Linked DNA regions of Homo sapiens: region 2 is linked to region 1. Evidence: chromatin loops called from intact Hi-C (ENCODE). Cell type or tissue: A673. All regions are shown on one strand. Each heading gives the region's core, and the rest is flanking DNA. Links, peaks and the distances in the headings are about the cores only. Region 1 overlaps MAP7D2 (MAP7 domain containing 2). Region 2 overlaps MAP3K15 (mitogen-activated protein kinase kinase kinase 15).

What was found. A loop is a pair of places that touch in the nucleus more often than their neighbours do. Peaks named below come from ENCODE experiments on the same cell type or tissue, not always from the same donor. Only the 100,000 strongest peaks of a DNase experiment are listed, where the experiment ranks them.
Region 2: a loop joins it to region 1, with 8 times the contacts of the local background. A loop is called at or near these places in 15 of 110 quality-filtered maps.

The regions. Positions count from the first base shown.
Region 1 is chrX:20,064,319-20,075,213 of GRCh38, reverse strand. It overlaps MAP7D2 (MAP7 domain containing 2), which reads left to right. Exons shown (of 17, transcript NM_001168465.2): 2 at 10,409-10,486. Among named protein-coding and RNA genes, the nearest start is that of MAP7D2, 47 kb to the left of the region's middle. In A673, for the core only: CTCF peaks have their summits at 7,646, 7,845 (motif pointing right) and 10,847; DNase peaks (open chromatin) are centred at 7,323 and 7,863.
Region 2 is chrX:19,378,189-19,389,164 of GRCh38, reverse strand. MAP3K15 (mitogen-activated protein kinase kinase kinase 15) reads left to right here. Exons shown (of 29, transcript NM_001001671.4): 19 at 8,888-9,045. Among named protein-coding and RNA genes, the nearest start is that of PDHA1, 40 kb to the right of the region's middle. RefSeq lists an enhancer at 6,088-6,147. In A673, for the core only: a CTCF peak has its summit at 6,226 (motif pointing left); a DNase peak (open chromatin) is centred at 6,214; H3K27me3 peaks cover 566 bases.

The DNA.
Region 1 (10,895 bases), core at 2,896-10,895:
GCCTCAGAGCTGTTCCACCTGAAATTTCATGATTTGGGATTTTGAAAGTGCCAATCATACATTAAATTGACTTTTTAGGGTTTTCTTTTTTTGCACATTGTATGCTGGTATGATTAAACCTTCATTTTAACACTGTTTTTGTTTGTTTGTTTGTTTGTTTTGAGATGGAGTCTCATTCTGTCACCCAGGCTAGAGTGCAGTGGCACGATCTTGGCTCACTGTAACCTCCACCTCCCAGGTTCAAGTGATTCTCCTGCCTCAGCCTCCTGAGTAGCAGGGACTACAGGCACACACCACCACACCCAGCTAATTTTTTGTATTTTTTTGTAGTGACGGGGTTTCACCATGTTGGCCAGGCTTGTCTTGAACTCCTGACCTCAGGTGATTCACCTGTCTCAGCCTCCCAAAGTGCCGGGATTACAGGAGTAAACCACCGCGCCTGGCCTCATTTTAACACTGTTAAGGGTTGTTTTGTTGATGTTCTCAGAGTGCCTTTAATGGTTATGAATTTCATTTTGAAGAAAAATTAGGTTGCTACACAATTTCGCTGTTGGTTTTCATCAAAAGTCCATTGTATTAAAGCACTCATCCTGAGTTATGGAGAGAATTGAGATTTAGCCCTACACTGAAAGAAATTTAAATGGGAAGTTTAGTGACCTTATGGGATTGTAATTGGTTTTGAGGTTTTAAATGAAAAATATGAGGCGGGAGTATGTGATGCTTTCCGAACAAAAACAATATACCCTCATGCAATAATGAAAAAGGTTCTAGATTCTGTCAGTTGATTTTCAGTTTCCACTTGCAAGATTGAAAAGTTCAATTGGATTTCAGGCTTTATTATTTTCTAGCATATTTTTGCATAAATCATTACCCTTGCCTGGAATTTCCAACTCCTGCCTTTCACTGATCTGAATCTGACCCCACCTCCTCTCTCCCAGGAGAGCAGCAGAGTCCAGAAGAAATCACACTGGATTAAAAGTCAGAGAGATAATTAGACTCCTCCCACTTAATAGGACATTGGATGGGTGGGTCACTTGATGTTTTAAAGTCTCCATTTCTTTCTTTTTTTTTTTTTTTTGAGACGGAGTTTCACTCTCGTTGCCCAGGCTGGAGTGCAATGGCGCAGTCATGGCTCACCGCAGCCTCCGCCTCCCAGATTCAAGTGATTCTCCTGCCTCAGCCTCCCAAGTAGCTGGGATTACAGGCATGTGCCACCATGCCCGGCTAATTTTTCTATTTTTAGTAGATGGGGTTTCTCCATGTTGGTCAGGTTGGTCTCGAACTCCAGACCTCAGGTGATCCGCCCGCCTCGGCCTCTCAAAGTGCTGGGATTACAGGCGTGAGCCACCGCGCCCGGCCGGTGGGTTATTTTCTAGATTAAAGAAATGGGCCGGGTGCAGTGGCTCACGCCTGTAATCCCAGCACTTTAGGAGGCTGAGGCAGGCGGATCACGAGGTCAGGAGATCGAGACTATCCTGGCTAACACGGTGAAACCCCATCTCTACTAAAACAAAAAATTAGCCAGGCGTGGTGGCGGGCATCTGTAGTCCCAGCTACTCAGGAGGCTGAGGCAGGAGAATGGTGTGAACCTGGGAGGTGGAGCTTGCAGTAAGCCAAGATTGTGCCACTGCACTCCAGCCTGGGTGACAGAGCGAGACTCCATCTCAAAAAAAAAAAAAAAGAAAAGAAAAGAACCCCTCTAAAAATAATGGCCAGCAACATTTAATGAGCATTTATTATACGGGAAGTTCTTCCCACACATTTCATGTAACCATCACAGCAGCTGTTTATCACAACACATTTATCATTTATTGGCAGTTTTTTTCATCCCCTTTTAAAAATAAACACTCATTTTTCTTCCAACTTGCTAACATTTATTTTTGCTCCCCAGTTTTACAAAGTATAATTAATAACAAAGCTGTTGGGATTGTGTGACAAAGATACTTTATAGAAATATATATGATTTTTACATACTCACATGTACCACATAGGTTTGCCTTTGGAACCAGATATATCATCTAGATATTTGGGATGAAAAGGAAAAACAGGCAACCTAGAAGATTTGGGAGAAGGCCGCAGATAAGATCAACTAGGCTCTGGATTTTAAGCCTTGTTGTGGAACACTCCCTGATGTGGTTTTTGGTATTTTGCTTTTTTTGGGGTGGGGGGGAGCACTACAAATTCTTTTATTGCAATATAATTTACTAATAATAACATTAATCATTTTGAAGTGTAATCTGGTGGCATTTTGTACATTCGCAATGTTGTGAAACTGTCACCACTGCCTAAAATACCATCACATTTTCATCACTCCCAAAAGAAATCTTGAACCCATTAGTAGTGTTTCACAATGTCTCCCATCCCCTTCATTCCTTTTTTATGGCTGAACATTATTTCATTGTATGGATGTATAACGCCATATTATATTTATCCAGTGTGATGGTTAATTTTTAGTGTCAACTTGACTGGATTGGGGAATACCTAGAGAGCTGGTAAAGCATTATTTTTGTGTGTGTCTGTGAGAGTGTTTTCAGAGGAAATTGGTGTGTGAGTCTGAGTGGACTAGGTGGGGGAAGATCCACCCTCAACGTGGGTGGGATCCTCCAATCCCCTGGAGGCCAAGACAGAACAAAAACTGAGGTGCTCAGTATATGTTACTGCTTCCCCTTCATGAACTTGACATTTCTTGAGTGCTTACTGTGCACAAAACACTGTGCTAGGCCCTTTGGGGGCTACAAGAAGAAATGGAACATAGCCCTGCCCTTAAGAAGCTTGTATCCTGATGGATGGACTGGAAAGGGAGGGTTGGCGAGAGAGGGCATCGGGAGGGTAGAGTTTCCTGTGCCTGAGGGTGGTGAATGAGAGAGGGAAGGACCCGAATGTGAAGTAAAGAGGAAAAAGGTCTGTGAGAATCAGAGCACTGATGGAATTCAATGGAAAGATTAATCTGTGTGTGTGTTGGGGGTGGGGCTATGGGGAGCAGCTCATGGAGTGCCTTCCTTTCTTTACCCTTGTATTCCTCCCACAACTCTAGCAGAAAAATGGGTACAAAGATGCCTTAAAATGTTGGTTGTTTTTATAGACACTTCTGGTATGAGGTTAAAATATTCTGCAAATTGGGAGGTTTCCATCAATGGGACATAATATTCGTGGCCCTTTGATTCAGCAACTTTTTGAGTCCCTCCCAGTCTTTAGGGTGCCAGAGATTCAGAGATAAGACAAGAGTTTAGAGGACAAGGGTCAAATGAAAAGACCCAAAGCCTGGCAGGGTGGTGCACACCTGTAATCACAGCGACTGGAGAGGCTGAGGCAGGAGGATTGCTTGAGGCCAGGAGTTAAAGATCAACCAGGGGCAGCATAGTAAGACCCAGTCCCCCTGCCCCTGCCTTCCACCTCCACGGAAAACAAAACAAAACAAAACAAAACAAACAGACCTAGACAGTAGCATGTAGGACAGTAACAACCTTGGCAAAGGTAAACACTGTGGAGGAATGTGGCAGGTGATCAGTCATTCCTTCTGCAGACTGTTTTGGGGCTCACTCTGCTGAGCTCTGTCATACAGAGAGTAGCCACAGGGAGGGCCCTGCCCTGTAGAATCACCATAATCTAGAACACTGGTTCTCAAGGTGTGGGCCCTGGACCAGTAGTGTCAGCCTCACCTGGAAGCTTGTTAGAAAGGCAGATTCTCTGGCTCACCCCAGACTTACTCCATCAGAAGTTCTGGAGGTGATGTCCAGCAGTCATTTTCACAAGCCCTCCAGGTGGTTCTGATGCATGCTCAAGTGTGGTGAGCAGTGGGCTAGGACAGTTGTCAGGTCTGGATGCACATTAGAATCACACGCGGGGCTTTTAAAGCAACAGTGCCTAAACCACACCTAAGACTGACTAGATCAGAATCTGAAGGGAGACCCAGGCATCTATATTTTTGAAAGCTCTCCAGGTGATTCCATTGTATAGCCAAAGTTGAGAAGCGGTGGTCTCCACATGCTTAAACAGATCATCACAGTGCAACCAAGAGTGACCATTAAGGTGGGAAACAGTGCCTGTGAGTCCACAGAGCAGAGGATGCCTGGCAACCCCTTGAAGGGATCAGGATGGCTCCCCAGAGGAGGTGAGGACCCTTCATTGTATTTCCTATTGGATGAGCTCTTCATTCCTCCTTCCCTTTTTTTCTGGACATTGCAGTTGCACAAATCTGAGTGTGATCGGAAAGGTTATTTTAAAATTCATTTAATGTGATTAATTTTTCAAAGTTGAACACAGCTGGCTTCCCTTTAAAACTTTGTATTTTGATAGTGGTTCTTACCATGAATAATTGACTAATATCAGGTCATTAATATTCTATAGGAGAGTACTTCAAGCTAATAAAATTCATTTTAAAATTAGTTTTTAAAAATGTGTTCCTGCAGCCCAGGGATAGTAGGATCTCAGTCAAGTATGAGATTTTATGCTTTTCTGTTAACATAAGATAGTTGTTTGACTGCTCAGTATCCCTGTTTTATTCCAATTTTTTTGTAGGAATTAATTGCCCAGGAAAAGACCTCTGTTTCAGAGTTGCAAGTTTGCCTGGATGCTGTTGCCCTGGGAAACATTATTGCATCAACAGTGGGGAAGGGGTGGCTCTGACATGGGTGCTCTTTGTCCTTCTCCTGGGTAGGGCATCTCTGAGAGGGTATCCCCTTTAGGTCCTTCCCAGGGCTTCACATTTGGGCCAGATTTTTTTAAAAAATAATTAAACTTTTGTATTTTGAGGTCATTGTCAATCCACACGCAGCTATAAGAAATATTATAGGCTGGGTGCAGTGGCTAATGCCTGTAATCCCAACATTTTGGGAGGCTGAGGCAGGAGGACCACTTGAGGCCAGGAGTTCAAGATCAGCCTGGGCAACATAGTGAGACTGCATCTCTACAAATAAATAAATAAATAAATAAATAAATAAATAAATAAATAAGAAAAAAATTGCCGAGGCCAGGCGCGGTGGCTCATGCCTTTAATCCCAGCACTTTGGGAGGCCGAGGTGGGCAGATTACGAGGTCAGGAGTTTGAGACTAGCTTGACCAACATGGTGAAACCCCGTCTCTACTAAAAATACAAAAGTTAACCAGGCGTGGTGGCGCATGCCTATAATCCCAGCTCCTCAGGAGGCTGAGGCAGGACAATCGCTTGAGCCCGGGAGGCGGAGGTTGCAGTGAGCCAAGATCGCACCACTGCACTCCAGCCTGGGCAACAGAGCGAGACTCCGTCTCAAAAAGAAAAAAGAGAAAGAAAAGAAAAAGCCAAGCATGGTGACACATGCCTGTAGTCCCAGCTACATGGGAGGCTGAGGTGAGAGGATTGCTTGGGCCCAGGAGTTCGAGGCTGCAGTGAGCTGATTGTGCCACTGCACTCCAGCCTGGGTGACAGAGTGAAACCCTGTCTCAAAAAAAAAAAAAAAAAAATTACAGAGAGAGCCCATGTACCCTTTACCTGGTTTCCCCCAGTGGTAGTATCCTACAAAACTATAGAACAGTATCACAACTAAAATGTTACCACTGATACAATCAAGACAGAGTACATTTCATGATGCCTTTTATAGACATCCACTTCCCTCCCACCCCTACCCTCTCAACCCCTGGCAAGCATGTAGGCATGGATCTGTTCTCCATAAGTTCTTATGGAGTTCAAAGGTAAAACTGGGTCCCTGGTTTTAAAAAAAGAAAGAGATGGCCATAGACTGTGGCTCATGCCTGTAATCTCAGCACTTTAGGAGGCTGAGGCAGGAAGATTGCTTTAGCCTAGGAGTTCCAACATCAGCCTGGGCAACATAGGGAGACCTTGTCTCTACTGAAAAATAAAAAAATTAGCCAGGCATGGTGGCACATACCTGTGGTTCCAGCTACGTGGGAGGCTGAGGTGGGAGGATCACTTAAGCCCAAGAGTTGGAGGCTGCAGTGAGCAATGATCGTGCCACTGTACTCCAGTTTGGGCAACCAACAGAGTGATATCCTGTCTCAAAAAGATAAAAAAAAGATGATAAATGCACACAAATAGGGCACATGGACAAAGGATGATTGGGTAGGAAAGTTAGACATTTTAGGATTTCAGGCCATACATAAAGACTTTCTTTTGGAACTGAATTCAGCACTGTATTAGTCTATTTTCACACTGCTGATAAAGACATATCCAAGACTGGGAAGAAAAGGAGGTTTAATTGGACTTAGAGTTCCAAATGGCTGGGGAGGCCTCAGAATCATGGAGGGAGGCGAAAGGCATTTCTTACATGGCAGCGGCAAGAGAAAATGAGGAAGATGCAAACGCAGAAATAAAATCATCAGATCTCGTGAGACTTATTCACTACCATGAGAACAGTATGGGGAATACTGCCCCCATGATTGAAATTATCTCCCACCAGTTCCCTCCCACAACACCTGGGAATTATGGGAGTACAATTCAAGATGAGATTTGGGTGGGGACACAGAGCCAAACCATATCAAGCATTACTTCTTGGATACACTGTGTCTTTAGAGGGCATCTCCTGGTGTTAGTGTTCACAGTAATCTACCTCAATTCCTCTGGTTTAAATCTGGCTGTGTTTTGGTAATAACTGGTTTATTTGTTAGAGGCCATGGTTTGTGCTCCAGCCCTCCTTACCTCGGAATGAGCTCAAGGGCTTTTTGACAGCCTTTGGGAGAAACATGTAGAGTCAGAAGGTGGAAGCTGGAGATGAGTTAATTTGGCTTCTCTTGGAATGGATATTCTCAAAATGTTTGCTCAACAATTAAGCAGAAGAAGCAGATGCTGTGTGGAAGAAGCTTTACTCATCCAGTAAATCTCAATCCCGACTGAACTCAGACTTCCTTATCCACATGTGCCCCAGAGCAGCTAGACGTGCAGAGAGAGAATCACAGGAGGGAGCTGCCAGGCTTCTCACTGCAGGGTGGTAACCGCCAGCCACATGTGGCTATTAAGCGCCTAAAGTGTGCCCAGTGTGACTAAAGAACTGAACTGTAACTGTACTTAATTTTGATATGAAATTTAAATAGCCATGTATAGCTCATGGCTACCAAATGAACACAGAGATTCCACATTGCCCATGTTGGGCTGTTTGAGTCACTCCACCCCTTTCAGTGGGATAAAACTGAATTTAAAAAAGAAAGAGACGGCCATGCATTGTGGCATGAGCAAGGAGAGGCCTTACAGCTTCCCCCAGGGTCCTCTGTAACCCCTTCCCCACCCAGCATCAGCCCTAAAACATTGCTGAGCAAACATTTTCAAACCACTAGTGTGAGGAGGAAGCTGCTAATTAGCCTGCCTGGACAGGAGCCACATCTGTGTCCAGCTGGGCCAGCGCTTGGCTCACAGTACTGCTTACTTCATACTGCTCTAATGAGTCACACTTGACTTCTCTTTAGATTTGCAAGCTCATTCTTGGGGCCAGGTTAAGATTTGTTCCCTGCATGCATCACTTCGTTACAGCACTAAGACTAAGGTGTTACATTTCTTCCCGTGCCAGGGAAGCAGCACAGAAAAGCGGTAACTGAGAATGTGGGTCCTTTCCGCCAGATGTGAGAGATTAGGAAAAAAAAATTTAATGGTTTTTAAAGTGGGTCCTGAAGCCAGTTTCTTGCATTGGAATCTGGCTTCAAGTGCCTCTGTTTCTACACCTGTAAGACAAGGATCATCACAGCACCTCTGTCATCATAGGGTGGTTGGGCTGAGAAAGTCTGAGCAGTGCACTTTGTCCTTGGGAACTGCTCAGTTATTACCTCTTATTATGATGATGCTGGTGATGATGACTGTGAGCATGATAATAAAGATTTTCTGGAAAGATGATTTGAAGGTGTGACTCTCATGTGTGTCCATGAGAGGGCAGCCTAAAATCATGCATGTCTGTGGAACAAGCAGCCTCTGTAAAGCCTCAAGGTAATGTGGGCAGTTTCAAGTGTGTTTGGCCCTTTTTCTTCTCTGTTTTTCTTTTTTCCCTCTGTTTGAAGAGCGCTTTCAGCCATTTTCAGGCTTACTTTAGATACGGAGCAGGCCCATGAACACCTAGAGGGCAGCATGGGCAGTACAGAGCTAGGTTCAGGCCCTGCCTGGGTGGGTGAGTTTGTGTAGGTGCCAATGAGAGCGTCTGTCTAGGCGTCCTAGGCTTTTCTTTGTAACTTTTCACACAGAACTAATTCTTATTAATCAGACTCTTGAGGTAGACACTAGAACCTGACTGTGTTTAGAGAAAAAAGAAACTTGATTTTCTATGCTTGTTCCCCTTCCACTAACTTCACACCTGCCTCTGAGCATTGTGTGCATGCATTGGTGCCACCATGTAAGGGGACAGTGGCCGGAGCTGTATAGACCCAGAGTTGCATCAGCCACACATGGCTCTGGAACACACCAGGGGAGACTGAGTTACAGAGAGAGCAGAATAAGAGTCCTCAAACCATGTGGGAGCACAGAGCATCATAGGGCTGGGGGACAGTGGGGGTCTTGAAGATGGGCAGGGTTTAAACAGATGGAGCAGGGTAGAATAAAGGATGGCATGAGCTAGAAGGTGCATGGGAGAAAGGGCAGTGCTGAGGTAAAGTTGGGAAAAGAGTTTGGAGTCAGATTGCGGGGTGGCTGGAATGAGCTGAGGAGTTGGCCTTTAAATTTTTGATGACGTTCATATTGTTGATAGTGTCATAATGATTAAGAGATGACCAAAAACAAAATGAAGAATGGCACTTGGATTTTTCTAGTACTTATCTCATTTTAATATCCCTGATATTTAATCTAGGCTGCAAAACCAGATGTATGTGGGGAATCATGACAATCCAGTGTTTGTCACGCCATCCCCCTTCCTCATTCCCACTGCCTACACTGTGGGCCAGGCCTTCAGGCCTCCCTCCTGGACAGCAGCAGGAACCTCCTTAGAAGAAGCACAGGTTGCTGTGGCAGCAAGGCACACTATGATGCCAACTTGTGATGCTCCCAGAGAGGAAGGCACAGATGCTGGGGAAGTGAACCTGGTTATATTAACATGAAAGCTGACTTCTAAAGAATGGTGTGCTTCTTTGGGAGGCCGAGGCGGGTGGATCATGAGGTCAGGAGATCGAGACCATCCTGGCTAACAAGGTGAAACCCCGTCTCTACTAAAAATACAAAAAATTAGCCGGGCGCGGTGGCGGGCGCCTGTAGTCCCAGCTACTCGGGAGGCTGAGGCAGGAGAATGGCGTGAACCCGGGAAGCGGAGCTTGCAGTGAGCCGAGATTGCACCACTGCAGTCCGCAGTCCGGCCTGGGCGACAGAGCGAGACTCCGTCTCAAAAAAAAAAAAAAAAGAATGGTGTGCTTAAATATTATATACATAATATACTGGGTCCAGTTGTAACAGAGTGCAGTAAATTATTTGTAATCCTAAAATGATCATGAAGATCCATTTAATCTTTTGTTTAGAAAGCCCTTTAGGGTTCTGCAGGGGTTGGTTGGAGATGAAAAGCTCCAGGGATATTTCTCAGACATTTTCGGGGAAGTTGTCATTTGTTCCATCTTATTTGTTGTAGATATTTGGATGATTCTAAGATACTAAGATTGACATTGGCACAAACTTGGCAGAACCAAAATTGAACTTGAGTGTTGTCTTTCATAGTGCTCACCCAAGGAGCTCATACGTTGGCTCCTTTCAGAAAGTAGGCCGGGCATGGTGGCTCACACCTGTAATCCCAGCACTTTGGGAGGCCAAGGTGGGCGAATCATCTGAGGTCAGGAGTTTGAGACTAGCCTGGCCAACATGATGAAACCCCATCTCTACTAAAAATACAAAAATTAGCCATGCGTGGTTGCACGCACCTGTAATCCCAGCTACTCGAGAGGCTGAGGCAGGAGAATCGCTTGAACCTGGGAGGCAGAGGTTGCAGTGAGCCAAGGTCGCGCCACCGCATTCCAGCCCAGGCGACAGAGTGAGACTCTGTCTCAAAAAAAAAAAAAAAAAAAAGTAAAATGTTCAGTGTCTGTGTAATGAGCAGTATTCAAAATTTTGTCCATTTTTGTGCTTCTCCTCTCCCCCAGGTGGTCCTGCTTCAGGCTTGGGAGCCTGACTAGACGAGGCCTAGTGGGCTTCTCTGCACACTGCCAGGCCCGTCTGTCACTTACTGTACTTTCTGACCCCTTGTCTGCCTGGGGGCAAAGGATTAAGGAAGGGGCTTTGTCCTCTGGGGCTGATGTTGGCCCAACTACAGGACAGCTTGGCAGGTGCATGCGAAAGTGGTAGCTGCTGCCCCTCAGCTGTGTGTGTCATGGAGAGTGACAGATTGGACTTCCTTTGGTTGAAGTGATGGAGATGGATGATGTGCACGTGCAGTCAGACTCGGGTGCCATGCCCAGTTGCCTATAGTACTTAGCAGATAGGGAAAGAGTGAAGAACTGAAACATAATCTAGTTTTCTCCTTTGTAGGCATGGAGGGATTTTTGAAATCAGATGAGAGGCAGAGATTGGCCAAAGAAAGACGAGAAGAAAGAGAAAAATGTCTGGGTAAGTTATGCACTTTGGCTATTTTGGTCCAAGGGAGTGGAGATATGGTGGTGTCTTTTCTGAAGATTCTTAGAAATTTGTGAATGAATGGGAACTAGGACAGTTGCTAGATGAACATGAAGAATCAGGCGTGAACCTACACTGCAACTGGCATGTTCACAAATAGGTAATTTTCAGAATAGTTCACTCGGCAAACATTGAACCTCTGCTGTGTTCTAGCCACTGTGTTAGGGTCTGCAGTTACGATATTGAAGAAAGAGAAACAGTCGCTGCCCCTGATCTAAGGAAGTCCTAACACCTTCAAGTGTCAACTGTGTACACTCCCTCAGGTTCTCTCTTGGGAATCTAAAAGGGCCATCCTCAGGAGAACTGAGAAAATCAGCACTTGAGTCATTTTATATTTTAGGAC
Region 2 (10,976 bases), core at 1,537-9,536, 680 kb after region 1:
CCTTGGTACTCATCCCCATTCCCACTCCAGCCCCAGCTCATCACTCATCTGCTTTGTTGTGTTTGTGTGGCTTTGCCCGTTGTGGATATTCATATGCTTGGAATGAATACAATATGTGGGGTTTTGCATGTAGCTTCTTGCACGTTGAGTCCTGTTTTTGCAGTTCCTCCATGCAGTGGTGTGTATGGGTACTTCGTTGTTGTTCATGGCTGAATGGCATTCCATTGTGTGGAGAACCACATTTTGTTCATCCGTTTACCAGTTAACAGTCATTTGGGATTGTTTCTACTTTTTGGCCACTGCGAATAATGATGCTGTGAACATTCACATACAAAGCGTGTGTGAACATGTGTTTTCAGCCTTCTTGGGTAGATACCTAGAGGGAGAACTCGGGACAGGAAGTCTGTTCTCGTCTGGCTGCAAACATCGTTGGTTCAAATCCTGGCCCAACCACTTGCTAGCTGTGTGACCTTGGGCATATTACTTAACCTCCATGTGCCTCAGTTTCTTCGTAAGTAAAATAGAAATGCTCGTTGTACCTACTCATAGGGTTTTTATGAGGGTAAAGTGAGTTACTGATGAAGTGCTTTGACTGGTCCCTGGCACATAGCAAGTGCAATTGAAGTGTTTGCTAATTAAATACTCGCTTGTACTTAGAAGTCATGGGTTATTAGAGCTGGAAGGAGCCTTTGAGAGAACTGAGTTTGTGTGTGTAACTAACGTGTTGAACCCATTGGACTCAAAGGGTGTAATCACAAAAGCCACTGGATTTTTCTCTCCCACTTTTCATCCTGCCTGGGGCGGGAGTTCTTTCCTTTGACTTTTCCAGCCACCCTTACATAACAGAGAAAGTCATAATGACACTTGAAGGAGCGCACACAGTCTGAATTCAGGAATTAAAAAGGACTCATCGCTTGAAGCCGGGAGGCGGAGGTTGCATGAGCCGATTGTGCCACTGCACTCCAGCCTGGGTGACAGAGCAAGACCCTGTCTCAAAAAAAAAGATTCAGGCTGATACTGATCAACGCTCTGGTCCTCATTCAAAAGTCAGACCCCTCTCCCGTCTCCCTGCAGGCAGCGACCTGTGGTCAGGAGCTGGGTGTTGTCTTTTTCTCCCTAATCACCAGCTGCAGGAAGGAGAGGACAGGGGCAGGGAAAGTTGTTACTTGACTAGCACTGTTGGAAGCTGGCTTTGCGTGCTGTGGGCCTGGCTGATGTTTAGTTATCTTCCCTCGCTGGCTCCCTCTGGATGTAACTCCTGTGTCGTGGGCAGGGGCCTGTCCTTTGGCTGACAGCCCCCTCCTCCCAGTTATTTACCCCTTACATCACCTCCTCCTTCCATCTCTTTCTGTTGAGGGATTCAGATCGTGGAGGACTGCGTTTGAGCAGGAATTCCTTTTCTTTTTTCTTTATTTTTTTATTGGGCAGCCCCTGGAACCAGAATAGGTTCTGAGAGAGACTCCCAGGATTCCTTTTAAGAAGACCATATGCTGGGCACGCCTGTAATCCCAGCTCTCTGGGAGGCTGAGGTGGGAGGATCGCTTGAGCCCAGGAGTTTGAGACCAGCCTGGCCAACATAGTGAGGCCCCGTCTTTACCAAAAATATAAAAATCAGCTGGGTGTGGTGGTGCGCACTTGTAGTCTCAGCTACTCGGGAGGCTGAGGTGAGAGAATCACTTGAGCCCAGGAGAATGAGGCTGCAGTGAGTCATAATTGTGCCACTGCACTCCAGCCTGGGCGACAGAATGAGACCCTGTCAATCAGTCAATCAATCAAATAAATAATACAAATAAAAGATAAACCCTAAGGCAGTATTTCTGTAATAGGGTCCCCCATCTGGTGTCCAGAGTTCAAGCAGCTTCAGCCCACTGTTGAGAGGGTGTGGCAGTATCCCCACACCTTACAGCCCCCTGTCTGCTGCTGGAAGTTAACCTTTGCTCACTTGGGTGCCAGTCCACTGTGTAATTTACCTACAGGAACACATACACATGGAGCTGAGTCGCTCAGTGAAGCCCCCTTCAAAGGCTTTGGGTTAGGAACAAGTGGCGCCACCTTTCCACCAGGCTTATCCCTTGGTCAGGTCAACTAGGGTAGTCCCCTGGACTATGGGAAAATCGTACCTTACTTTTCTTTTCTGTACTTGATTAATATGAAATCTTGAAATTTAGGCTCTAACGGTATCTCCAAGGGCCTGTGGAAGATGTGATGATCATAAGTTGGTATTGAGTGGCTTGAGTTGCCCTGGGCCCACGCCCTTTTGGGGACAGTCCTGCCCCAAATCCTGTAACTTGGGAGAGGGTAGGCAGCCCAGCATAGCTCTCTCTAAAGAAGCTGTCTCAGCACCACCCCCCTAAACTACTCTGTCAACTCTCTCAGCCCCTTGATCAGATTAGAAGGTCCCTGGGCCTCGGTTATAAACTTGTGTCTTCTGCTGTGTGTCTTCTTTGCTGGTAATCTGAAAATCCTATTGGACAATTCTCCAGGAGTCCCCAGTGGATTTTGTGCCCTAGGGGGGCTGAGTCAGTGCCTGTGGGTCTCTTGGTCACCTTGTTCTGAACTCTGCACCACTGCACTGGTGTAGGTACCTAAGAGCCGTAGTGGGCTGTGACCAGTGACCAGTGTGGTAGGGCATACCTTGGAGGAAATATAGGTTAGGGAGCATATGGGGCCCCAAGAGAGCCAGATTTTTGTTTGTTTGTTTGTTTTGTTGAAATGGAGTCTTACTCTGTCGCCCAGGCTGGAGTGCAGTGGCGCGTTCATGGCTCAGTACAACCTCCACCACCCGGGTTCAAACGATTCTCCTGCCTCAGCCTCCCAAGTAGCTGGGACCACAGGCACACGCCACCATGCCCGGCTAATTTTTGTATTTTTAGTAGAGACGGGGTTTCACCATGTTGGCCAGGCTGGTCTTGAACTCCTGACCTCAAGCCATCCACCTGCTTCGGCCTCCCAAAGTGCTGAGATTCAGGTGTGAGCCACCGTGCCTGGCCTATGAGAGCCAGATTGAAGGAAACCCAATTTTCCAGGATTTGTGCGTGATTCAGATGCCCCACAATGCCATCTTCACTTGGTTTTCTTGACAGAATCCAGCCTTTGGGTTAGCTGATGTACACACCCAACATGCATCCTGCCAGGGAGTGTTCCCTTGAGTATCTGAAATAGTTGTGTGCATTTATCTCTCTCTGTTAGCTGTTCTGAGAGTGGATGGTTACCTTGTGAATACAGTAGTGAATAAAATGGAGCACCCAGTTTTCCATTAGTGCCCTGTACCTTCCAGTTACATGGAAAGATGCTCCAATATGGCTTTGGAAATCCTTACACGTGCTACTCTTATTCAGGCAGCTTTTTTTTTCCAGCAGCGCTTCTTCTTGATGTAGTGTATGGATGAGTGATGTCATGGTGTGTAGTTCTGAACTTGAAGGTAGAAGATATGGGTTCTAGCCTAAGCGAATCCTTTAGCCTCTCTGAACCTCAGTTGCCTCCTGTGTAAAGTAGGAATAATGGTAGATAGTGCTTCCTCTGCCTAACCTTCCAGAGTCGTTTGAGTCAGATGGACAAGGCTATGTGGAGACAATTGGTAAGCCATCAAGTGCTCACCAGGAGTCAGATTTGTGGCAGGCAGCCTCCAAAATGACCCCCAATGATCCCTACCTCCTGATAGTCACACCCTTGCGTAGTTCCCTCCCGTTGAATGTGGACTGGACTTAGCAACTTGCTTCTGATGAATAGGAAGAAGTGGGAGTGATGGTGTGTGACCTGGACACTAGGTCATAAAAGGCAGTGTGCCATTCCTCTTTCTCTCGGATCAGTCTCTCTGAGGGAAGCCATGTCTCAAACCAGTCCTATGGAGGATCCCATGTAATGAAAAACTGAAGCCCCCCACTAGCTCTATCCTTAGTGAGCTTGGAAACTGATCCTCCAGCCCCAGTCCAGCCTTCAGATGACTGTAGCCCCAGCTGACATCTGGACTGCAACTTCCTGGGAGACCCTGAGCCAGGTCCACCCAGCTAGTTAGTTGCTGCTGGATTTCAACCCTTAGAAACGCTGTAAGACCTAACTATTTGTTGTTTGAGTTGATAGATTTGGGGGATCATTTCTTAAACAGCAGTAAATAACTAATATGAATGTCATTATTAAATCCTTGCCTTTAGAAAGAGTGCTGTTCACCATGGCTCCATATTTTTAAAAATCTGCAAATTTATTTTTAACTTTTGTGGGTATATAGCAGGTATATATATTTATGGGGTATATAGACTATTTTGATACAGGCACACAATGTGTAATAATCACATCAGGGTAAATAAGGTATTTATTACCTCAGGCATTTATCCTTTGTGTTACAAACAATCCAGTTATGCTCTTTTCAGTTTTTTAAAATGTACAGTTTTTTTTTTTTTTTTTTTTTTTTTTTTTTTCCCCTGAGACAAGGTCTCACTCCCATCTGCCCAGGCTGGAGGGCAGTGGCGTGATCTCAGTTCACTGCAGCCCCAACTTCATGGGCTCAGGTGATCCTCCCACCTCAGCCTTCCAAGTAGCTGAGACTACATGTGCACACCACCAACCCTGACTAATTTTTTGTACTTTTTTAGTAGAGATGGGGTTTCGCTGTGTTGCCCAGGCTGGTCTCAAACTCCTGGGCTCAAGTGATCCACCCACCTCGGCCTCCCAAAGTGCTGGGATTGCAGGCATGAGCCACCATGCCCAGCCAAAATGTATTGACTATGGTCACCCTGTTGTGCTATCAAATACTAGATCTTATTCATTCTTTCTATTTTTTTTTGTACCCACTAACCATCCCCACCTTCCCCCAGTCCCCACTGCCCTTCCCAGCCTCTGGTAACCATCCTTCTACTCTCCATGTCCCTGAGTTCAATTGTTTTGATTTTTAGCTCTCACAAATAAGTGAGAGCATGCAATGTTTCTCTTTCTATGCCTGACTTATTTCGCTTTATATAATGATCTCCAGTTCCATCCATGTTGTTGCAGATGACAGGATCTCATTCTTTTAATGGCTGAATGGTACTCCATTGTGTATATGTACCACATTTTCTTTATCCATTCATCTGTTGATGGACACTTAGGTTGCCTCCAAATCTTGGCTATTGTGAACTGTGCTTCAACAAACATGCGGGTGCAGATATCTCTTTGATATACTGATTTCCTTTCTTTTGGGTATATACCTAGGAATGGGGTTGCCGGATCCTATGATAACTCTATTTTTAGGTTTTTGAGGAACCTCCAAACTGTTCTCCATAGTGGTTGTACTAATTTACACTCCCACCAACAGTGTATGAGGGTTCCCTTTTCTCCACATCCTCGCCCGCATTTGTTATTGCCTGTCTTTTGGATATCAGCCATTTTAACTGCAGTGAGATGCTATCTCACTGTGGTTTTGATTTGCATTTTTCTGATGATTAGGGATGTTGAGCACCCTTTCATATGCCTGTTGGCCATTTACAAATGTCTTCTTTTGAGAAATGTCTATTCAGATGTTTTGCCCATTTTTAAAAATCTAATTATTAGATGTTTTCTTATAGAGTTGTGTGAGCTCCTTATATATTCTGGTGACTAATCTCCTGGCAGAGGGGTATTTTGCAAATATTTTCTCCCATTCTGTGGGTTGTCTCTTCACTTTGCTGACTGTTGCCTTTGCTGTGCAAAATCTCCAAATTTAGAATTAAGCAGACTAAATAGGCTTCAATTAGGAAATAATTGTACCAGGATGGACAGTTATTTGACCAGAGCCAATTAGCCATTGATGTTTGGTTTAGCGTTTCTTTTCTACTGCTGGATACATCTATAAATGTATTCTCTTGCTCTTTGAAGAAATAAATTTAGTGATTATATTAGTCAGGGTCCAGGCAGAAAAACAAAAATAACCCCAGTTATTTCCATGGAGAGAATTTAATAGAAATAACTGTTTGCTGGTTACCAAAAACCAGAAAGGCAGAAAGGGAGGCCCTGAGGTATCAGGAAGCCTGTACCCCTGGGGCTTGGGGGTCAAATGGGAGGGTGAGATTAGAACTTGTTCGGAGGGAGTGTCACCAGGCTGGAGCAGGTACCTCTGAGGGGCAAGATGAGGCTGGTTCTGGAAGTACGGGGTGACACACAGCGGGAGACTGGGGCCGACTGAGGGTCCAACGCCAAGCTTAGGGCCACAGCAAGCACACAGCAGGTCTCCGCTTCCTCCCGCATCCTTCCAGGGTCTCTCTTTAGCGCCACCTGGTTGCGGAGCCTAATGGGGAGCTGCAGGCGAAGCAGAGTCCCAGACTCAGCATCACAGAGCAGAGCTGAGAGAGGGTAGCTTCATAAGCAGCACAGTATCGGATCCTTCCTCAATTAGGGATTCGTTAGAAGGCACATTCCCTGCCAAGACCTCTCCCTCTGTTACAGCAGCAAGAGCCCATAGGGGATATTGTGTCATCGGATGTTCCCTTCTTGGGGCTCTGGGATTTCCTAACAGGGCATCAAGTGTAATGCGCTGCCATGTTGCCCAACTCTGCAACTCACTGAACATTTCCCCGCCAGGGCATCAGCTCTGGAGACCAAAGCCATCATTTGTTCCTCATCGATCTGTTGTGCTCACTGATACAACCCAATTCATATTTAAGTTTATATTTAAGTCACTTGTAATTGAATACAATTAAAACTTAAAAATGCATTTCTTCAGTCTCACTAGCTACATTTCAAGGGCCCAACAGTCAAATATATGAGGCTAGTGACTACCATATTTAACCACACAGGATAGAACGTTGCCATCAGCGCAGGACATTCCATCCGTCACAGCTGCCCCTAGAGTATTTAAAGAATGCTAATAAGACATAGGATCTTCCAGAGGGGGACACAGGAGGTAGTTTCTCCAAACTTTCTTTATAGCCAGTGCGCCCTTTGCTTTCCTTTTTTTTTTTTTTTTTTTTTTTGGAGACTGAGTCTCGCTCTGTCGCCAAGGCTGGAGTGCAGTAATGCGATCTCAGCTCACTGCGAGCCAGGTTCAAGGGATTCTCCTGCCTCAGCCTCCCGAGTAGCTGGGATTACAGGCACCCACCACCATGTCTGGCTAATTTTTGCATTTTTATATTTTTAGTAGAGACGGGGTTTCGCCATGTTGGCCAGGCTGGTCTCGAACTTCTGACCTCAGGTGATCCGCCTGCCTCGGCCTCCCAAAGTGCTGGGATTACAGGCGTTAGCCACCATGCCCGGCCCTGCTTTCATTGATTAAACCTTTAGTTGTGTAATCCTCAGATAGGCCTTTGAATTTCTCTGGGTTTCAGTGTTCTATTCATGCGTGGCCAAGGTCAGAGCTCTGACTTTGCTGTCTTTTTCTAAATTTCTTTGCCAGCCCCCAGGAGCTGCTGTCACTTTCACACACGTCCCCTTTGCACAGGCTGAGTTTCAAGGAAAACGAAGGATGTTATTCGCAGAGCCCTTGACTGACCTCCCCGTGTGCTGTCTCCCACAAGAGCACGTCCAAAGCCAGAGCCCTGGGCCCACCCTGCTTGCCACTGGGCCTGTGCCCTTGCCATTGCCTCCTTAACTATTCCCACACCCTGCCCCGTGTCAGACATCGCTTGTTCCCCGGACCGCTGTCTATCTCACACCCATGATCCCCTTTGTCCAGCCCTCCAGCCTTCGCAGCAGGACCCTGCTTCCCTGACAGCCCCGGCTACCAACCCAGCAAAGTTACACTTTACCCAGGCTGCTCCCCACCAAGGCCTGAGCCTGGCAGGGGTGCTAGAACCCAGGTGGGACTCCTCCAGTGGATGACTTGGGGCTGCAGACTCCCCAGCAGCCTGGCTGAAGCCCTCTCCGGGCTGCTCTCCCATCCCAGATTCTTCCTGATTCTGCCTTCCTCTCCGCTCCCAGGTGTTGCACCTGCCATGTGGTCCGCAGCCGGCCCTGCCCACCCTGCTCCCTCCCGCTTTGTCCTTCAGAGACCTTCTCCCCAATAAATCTCTCATATGTCTCATCTCGTCTTGGCATTTTACTCCTCAGAGGCCCAAATGGACACAGCCATAGTGTTTCCTGACCCGAACCAGGCAGAGAGTCAAACCCTATTTTATTAATGCTCTTGCAGCCTTCTGTGTATTTCTCTGTCCTAGCACCTACCACATTTTGCCATTACTGCCACCGCTGCCAGCATTCTGTCTTTGTCTCCTCCACTAGGCACCTCCCTACCATCAGGCTGTGTTTCTCACGTTCTGGCTTCCCTGTATTTGGCATGTACTAATATGTGCTGACTGAATTGCGCCATTTGTCCTTTGATGGGCCAGGCAGTCCTCTCTCCACGTGGTTAGTATTAAAGGAAGGCATGTTGCATGCCTCTGCTCAAAGAAATATGCAGTCAGGCCAGGAGCAGTGGCTCACGCCTATAATCCCAGCACTTTGGGAAGCTGAGGCAGGCACATCACCTGAGGTCAGAGAGACCAGCCTGGCCCACATGGTAAAACCTCGTCTCTACTAAAAATACAAAAATTAGCCGGGCATGGTGGTGTGTGCCTCTAATCCCAACTACTTGGGTGGCTATGGCGTGAGAATCGCTTGAACCCGGGAGGCGGAGTTCGCGGTGAGCCGAGATCACGCCACTGCACTCCAGCCTGGGCGACAGAGCAAGACTCTGTCTCAAAAAAAAAAAAGAAGCAACCATATTATTTATGCATGGGACAAGACTCCATCTGCCATTTGTGAAGCCATTCATTTCACAGTTAGTGGTGGGTTTTTTGTTTTGTTTTGTTTTTGAGACAAGGTCTTGTTACATTGTCCAGGCTGGTCTCCAACACCTGGGCTCAGGTGATCCTCCTGCCTCAGCCTCCCGAGTAGCTGGGACTACAGGCCACTTAGTTTCTGAGCAATATGGTACCCACAGCCTGTTTGTTTGTTTTCCAAATAGGCACCCTGCAGTACATGGCACCTGAGATAATTGACCAAGGGCCTCGCGGATATGGTGCCCCAGCCGATATCTGGTCCCTGGGCTGCACCATCATTGAGATGGCCACCAGCAAGCCTCCGTTCCATGAGCTTGGTGAGCCGCAGGCAGCCATGTTCAAAGTAAGTCATGCTTCGTGATTGAGGTTGGGCGTGGTTGGGAAGTAGAATTAAAAACAAAGTCTCCTCCCAATCCAGAAAACCTCTCCACAAAGGTAGGAGAGAAGGAAACAGTTTTATTATTGGATAAGCATTAAACCAGAATGCGAGGTGCATCACAGGCAATCCACTGAGACTGCAAAGATGGAAAGCAATCTCACTGTTTCATAGAGCCGAGCAGACACAACCCGTGACATCTGTGTTCTCAAGAGAAACCGTAACTAGTCCTCAAGTAAGACAACTTGGTGGTGCCATTTGTCACAAGGAGCTCATCTTAGATTCACCTGGTGATTGGGGGGACCATTGGTGTTCACTGTTTGGCTTCATCCAAAGGAAAATATAGGCCGGGCGCGGTGGCTCACGCCTGTAATCCCAGCAATTTGGGAGGCCGAGATGGGTGGATCACCTGAGGTCAGGAGTTAGACACCATCCTGGGCAACATGGCAAAACCTCGTCTCTGATACAAAAATCAGCTGGACGTGGTGGCGCATGCCTGTAATCCCAGCTACTCGGGAGACTGAAACAGGAGAATCGCTTGAATCCAGGAGGCAGAGGTTGCAGTGAGCCGAGATTGCACCACTGCAGTCCCGCCTGGGTGACAGCAAGACACTACCTCAAAAAAAAAAAAAAAAAAAAAAAAAAGGAAAAACACTAAACTTCTCATATCTTTAAGACAGTAGGTAGTTTTGGAGTGAAGCCACCATCAAAGTTAGAAACCTACCTTCCTATTTCTGGGAGAGCAGAGTTATGAAAACATTAATAAAAGATGACAGGTTTAAAAAAAAAAAAGAAAAAGGAAACTAGGAGATAGAGGCCCTATCTTCTTTGATGATTACATTTCAGAGAGATGGCTTCCAGGTCCTTGCAAAAGACATTTCTGGCAAGAGTCTTATTTAGCCGTTTAAAAGATTCACGTATATCTCAGAGACAGAGAAAGAACCTTAAAGTTATAAGTTCTCTCAAGTCAAGGCTCTAAGAAAGCTGGGCAGGGTGGGGGAGGGTCCTTTCCCTTTATTTTCAACAGGGAGAATCCAGCCCCTTAGTTTCCCTTCATGTTTGCTCTTACAGTGGGTAAGGCTCAAAGGCCATGTGGGATCTGTGCCTTTGGGGGACAGGTTTCTGACTGGCTTCTGGAGAGGTGGGAGTTGGGCTATCAGGTAAATATATCCCTTATCATTCCAACAACCCTCCCCGAGCTAACAGGAAGGGCAGCCCATGTACTGGGGCCAACATAGTGCAGATTGAGCATTGCGGGTGGGGGTTTTACCGCCGAGCAGCCAAGATTGTGGAAAGGGATGTCCTTCCTTGTGACCTCACGGGAAGCTGATGCCAGGACACCCCGGTGTACCCAAGGTTGGGTGTGCAGCTTCTGGCCTCATGTATGCTTAGAAACATGTAAGGGGCTTGATGTGGTTTGGCCATGTCCCCACCCAAATCTCATCTTGAATTGTAGTTCCCATAATCCCCACGTGTTGTGGGAGGGACCCGGTGGGGATAATTGAATCATGGGGGTGATTTCCCCCATCCAGTTCTTCTGATAGTGAGTTCTCACGAGATCTGATGGTTTTATAAGGGGCTTCCGCCTTTGCTGGTTCTCATTCTCTCTCCTGCCGCCCTGTGAAGAGGTGCCTTCTGCCATGGATGTAAATGTCCTGAGGCCTCCCCAGCCGCGTGGAACTGTGAATCAATTAAACCTCTTTATAAATTACCCAGTCTCAGGTATTTCTTCATAGCAGCATGAGAACAGACTAATGCAGAGCTCTAGCCCTAGGATGCCATTACCAGCACTGACCTTCCATGGGGCACTGCCTTGAGACAGCAGGGTCACAAAAGGCCAAATGGCCATTGCTTATGGATGATGAGGCCGCAGTGTGTGGACACGGCCCTGATAGAAC